Linked DNA regions of Mus musculus: region 1 is linked to region 2. A link is a loop called in an ENCODE intact Hi-C map of the cell type or tissue named here. Cell type or tissue: heart. All regions are shown on one strand. Region 1 overlaps Chrna1 (cholinergic receptor, nicotinic, alpha polypeptide 1 (muscle)). Region 2 has its middle 33 kb from the start of Chn1.

Region 1 (2,500 bases), 230 kb before region 2:
TGTGGCCATGTGTATTTGCATGTGTGTATGCAAGTACATATATGTGTACATGTGTGTGCAAGCCAGAAGACAACCTCAGATGTCACTTCTCAGGGATCCACATCTTTTTGGAGATGGCCTGTCGTTAGCCTAAAATTTATCATGTAGGTTACGCTAGATGGCCAGGAAGCACACGGGATCTCTCTGCCTTCCCTTTCCCAGGGCTGGGAGTACAGACGTTGCCACTAACCTGGTTTTCTAAATATAGGTTGTGAGGAATTGAACTAGGTCCTGTGCTTGTAAGACCAGTGCTTTACTGACTGAGCCATCTCATCAGCCCAATTTTTTAAATTTATTAGATATTTTCTTCATTTACATTTCAAATGCTATCCTCAAAGCCCCCTATACCCTCCCCCCGATCAGCCCAATTTTTATTTGTCCCACAGGGAACAGGACCCTGGTTTTGACGAATAGAATTCTGAGCTGTAGTGAGCCACCTTGGGTAAACCTTACTCCAACCTCATGCTACGTCTCTATCTTGGTGATTTCAGGTTGTTTTAGGCCTGGGGGGGGAGAGGGGGAGACACACAAAGGTTTTAAGTGATCACATTCTAAAATGTATGGTGTGCCACCTTGCAGGCCAGTTTATATCTTTTACCTTCAGTTTCCTTACAATAAATAAATTTAGGGTGTTGGGCTGCATTTTATAATTCTAAATTCCTATGGACTACTGTTCCAACCTTTGCATGGCTCTAGAAAAGGACCTGACTGGGACAGTGAGGGAACTGAGAAAGAAACATAGACAGACATGTGGACACAGACACATGGACACACAGAAAAGCTATGATTGGATGGTCTGGCCTTTCAGGCAAAGAAACCTTGGAACCCAGGGTGCTCAATGTGTTTATTGAATAGATTGAATGGGGGGAAGAGTTACTGCATACAGTTAAGCAGGGATGCAGGGTTTATAAAATACAGTTGGATTAAGGGGGCCAGGTTAGCTGTCTCCATGGGAACAGTTCTGCAGTCATCATCCATAATACACAGGGGGCGGAAAACACATCCTTCCAATATTCACAAGTGAACCAGAGGAAGGCTTTCCCATTCCCCTCCATGGGTCTGAGGCTTTTGGGGGTTCTTGACATGGCCACACCCATGTCAACACACATACCTACCCAGGATTTCACCTGCTCAGGGCTTCCTCTGCTTCTTACAGACTACGTGTGGAATCAACCCAGGAAATTTTGGTTTGATCAAAGCACACAGCATAGACATCTCTTAACAGCTGCACATGAACTTTGCTGTTCTAAGAGGTCTTGTAGGTGTTTTTAGAAGCATATCACTTAGGAATTTTCACTGAGGGGGCTGGAGAGACGGCTCAGAAGTTAAGAGCACTGGCTGCTCTTGCAGAGGACCCAGGTTCTGTTCCCAGTACCTACATGGTGGCTCACGTGGGTATCTGTAACTCCAACTCTAGGGGATTTGAGGCCCTTTTCTGACCTCTGTAGGCACCAGGCACACATGTGGTGCACATACATGCAGGCAAAACATTAATACACATAAAAATTTTAAAAATCTTTTAAAAAATTTTTTAAAAACAAGTTTTCACTGAGTGTAGTGTTTGTAAACTCATGCATGCACATGCTGAGCCTGCTTCGGTTGGATCAACTTCAAATTCCACAGGATTGAAGGTATCTGAGTTTAGATATTTCCTCTAACTCTGATTTTGGAAACAAACAAACATATATATATATATATCTCCTCTCTGTTCTTGCCTGGAAGGCTTGTGTTTGTCAGAGCAATGGTAGAGCGAGGGGAGCTGCAGGCTTTAGACCACCTTGCTCCTCAGAGGGATGGGATCCAGTAAGTTCCTCGGAAGTGATCAACACACATCTCCTGTTTCCCTCTTCCGGAAGTCTGGGGCTCAGGATAGCGTTTCAGCTGTTGTGATGGACACATTCCAGAGCAGAGAGTAGGTCAAGGGCTGTGCTAGGTTTCAGAAGTCCAACTCAGACATAAAACCTGCCTATCAGTAAGATCCTTAAAAAGTCTGGGGTGGTGGACTTTAAAAAACGAATCTCTGAACTTAAAAAAAAAGAAAAAAAAAACTAAACAGGATAAAACAGTTTCTTTGTAGAGACAGTTTAGTTACATTTGTTAACAAGTTTTCTTTCCTGGCACCTGTAGCTGTCAATCAAACCTCTTCATTCTCAGACAAATTCTAGAGTGACAAAAGGCCCAACAGTTACAAAGTTCACACCCAAACTATGCAATCTAGTTATTACTACTACTACTACTAACAACAACAATAATATAATATCAAAAATAAAATAACAAAGTTTAAATAATGTATGATTTTGCATTGCTCCTAGATCTTTTTGGCCACATGCAGCCCTCCGGCTGAGTGTTGGACATGACTGCTAGACATCTGAACATGAAGGTAGCTCTGAATGATAGCATAGTCCACCAGTGGCTCAGACTGTACAAGTGGCGCTACAATGATCACATGGCTGAGCCTGCG
Region 2 (2,500 bases):
TATTGGTCTTGGTTTGCTAAGTAGTTGTGTGCAAAGAAGAAATAAGACATTAGATATCCTGATGGGGAAAATTTAACTTACTCCCAAGGAACTAGAGGCCTAATCAGCAGGAAGTAGTCCAACAATAATGTCACTCTCTTTCCCCTCTATCCTTTTTTCTTTCCTGTCTAGAGGGTTGAAAGGGGAGGAAAAGGGTAGAGGAGGGTGGAAGAAAGAAGAACCCACAAAAATAGCAAAAGTCTGGCTACAAAATGTAATTTTAATTTTTTAATTTTTAAATGTTTGTGTGTATGGGTGTTTTGCTTGCATGAATGTCTGGGTGTCACATGCAAGCAGGACTCTCAGAGGCCAGAAGAGGACATTGGATTTCCTGGGACTGGAGTTACAGATGGTTGTAAGTGCTGGGAACAGATAAAAGGAACTTTCTCATCAGGTACTGCTATTTTGACTTCAGACTCCATTTACCTAAGATGGCCAACTCCCTCTTTAAGTAACAATAGTTCCCCAAAACATAATGCCTATTCCTAACCACAGAACAAATGAATTTGATTGGTTGAAAAAAAAAAAAAAACACTTACATTCATGTCAGTTGATAGTGATGGGACACTTGGGAAAGTCCCTAATCGATTGGTAAACATTACAACTGTAACTTGGTTCAGATACTTGCTGGTTTTATGCTTATAGACCCTGTTTCAGCCCCTGCTTGGGCTGCCAGGAGAAAGAGGCTCCCTAGCCCTCCTCTGGTAGCCCTGATGATCAGCAACTTTGTTTATGCGGTGGCGATAATAAAAGATTTTGCTGTTTCACAAGCCCACTGCTGTTTTCTCTCCCCTTCCTCATGCCAACAGACACAGTGTAACAGTAAGCTGTCATGTGGGTGCTGGGAATTGAACCTGGGTCCTCTGCGCGAGCAAGGGCTCTTAGCTGCTGAGTCATCACTTCGGCTCCCAAAAAAACGTTTTTTTGGTTTTTTTTTAAAAATCTTCCCACTCCTTCCACCACTTGACTCTGCTGCCATCTGCTGCTCCTGGGCCTGGATCTTCTTGGCTAGCCCACAGGCCGCCGCAAAGGGAGTCTCCATACCTTCTCCTTTGCCCCGTGACTTCTGAGCACACTCAGCAGTTTGTGAGGTTGAGGCATAACTGGAACATGGGTGGCACAGAGCTGGGTCCCTGCATCATAACACCCAGACTACAGCCATCTTTATTGACTCCTGGTTTACTTCTCTACCAAACGAGGTTCCCATTCTGCCCTCTTATGTTGTTCAATTCCCTAGCTCCCCAGTGCCCACCATCTCTGAGCGGAGCCCCTGTGACAGTCCAACCTGCGTCCCTTCTGGAATTCCATGAGATTAAACTATTTCATTTTGTGATGCTTGGGGGCAGGGGGAACAAAACCAGAATCAACCGTATCACAAAATCAGCCAGTGTCCTTTATGTGTCCATGCGATTCAGCATATCCAGCCATCTTTATTTTAAAAATAACCAATCTTCGGACTGGCGAGATGGCTCAGTGGGTAAGAGCACTGACTGCTCTTCCAAAAGTCCTCAGTTCAAATCCCAGCAACCACATGGTAGCTCACAACCATCCATAACAAGATCTGATGCCGTCTTCTGGTGTGTCTGAAGACAGCTACAGTGTACTTATGTATAATAATAGATAAATCTTTGGGCCAGAGCAAACAGGGACTGAGTGAGAGAGGCCAACGGGACTGAGCGAGAGAGGCCAACGGGAGTGAGCAAAGGTCCTGAACACAATTCCCAACAACCACATGAAGGCTCACAACCATCTGTACAGCTACAGTGTACTCATATACATAAAAATAAATAAATCTTTAAAAAAATCTTCACTGTTACTTTTCATTATCTTTTCTTCTACTTATGATGTTTCTTGGTTGTCTTTATAATTTCTTGAATTTATTATTACCAAGAAAGGCTGATAAAAATGAAAAAAAAAAGAGAAATGTTTAAACTATTTTAGACTATAATTTTTTTGTTTTGTTTTGTTTTTCGAGACAGGGTTTCTTTGTGTAGCCCTGGCTGTCCTGGAACTCACTCTGTAGGCCAGGCTGGCCTCGAACTCAGAAATCCGCCTGCCTCTGCCTCCTGAGTGCTGGGATTAAAGGTGTGAGGAGCGAGGTCTGGCTGTGACTGTGGCTGATGGTGGCTGGGAGAAGAGGAGTCTGATCTTGGCTTTTTATACACACACACACACAAAAACATATCCCAGTTGACATACTTCAATTAGCAAGAACAGTTAACAATAAGAAGAGCAACAGAAGAGCTGTTTCCACCCTTCCCGCTGTACTTTTGGAAAACAGCAATCAGGGATTCGATGCATCTCTCAGTCTCTGTAGGCATCTTTGCAAAGAAACAGCTCTCAACTCTCCAAAGCTGAATTCCTTTCCTTCATGAACACAGAGCTGGCTGCCTTTACAAAGAACCAGAAGGACCCCAGTGTCCTTGACCACATGATGAAGAAGCTGGACCTCAACTGTGAT

The links. Peaks named below come from ENCODE experiments on the same cell type or tissue, not always from the same donor. Only the 100,000 strongest peaks of a DNase experiment are listed, where the experiment ranks them.
Region 1: it touches region 2 in a loop (6-fold over the local background); 6 of 42 quality-filtered maps call a loop at or near these places.

Annotation. Positions count from the first base shown.
Region 1 is chr2:73,577,486-73,579,985 of GRCm38, forward strand. All of the region lies in intron 1 of Chrna1 (cholinergic receptor, nicotinic, alpha polypeptide 1 (muscle)), which reads right to left. Among named protein-coding and RNA genes, the nearest start is that of Chrna1, 1.6 kb to the right of the region's middle. In heart, no CTCF peak of the experiment used is centred here; no DNase peak of the experiment used is centred here.
Region 2 is chr2:73,806,830-73,809,329 of GRCm38, forward strand. No RefSeq gene overlaps it. Among named protein-coding and RNA genes, the nearest start is that of Chn1, 33 kb to the left of the region's middle. In heart, a CTCF peak has its summit at 1,026 (motif pointing left); no DNase peak of the experiment used is centred here.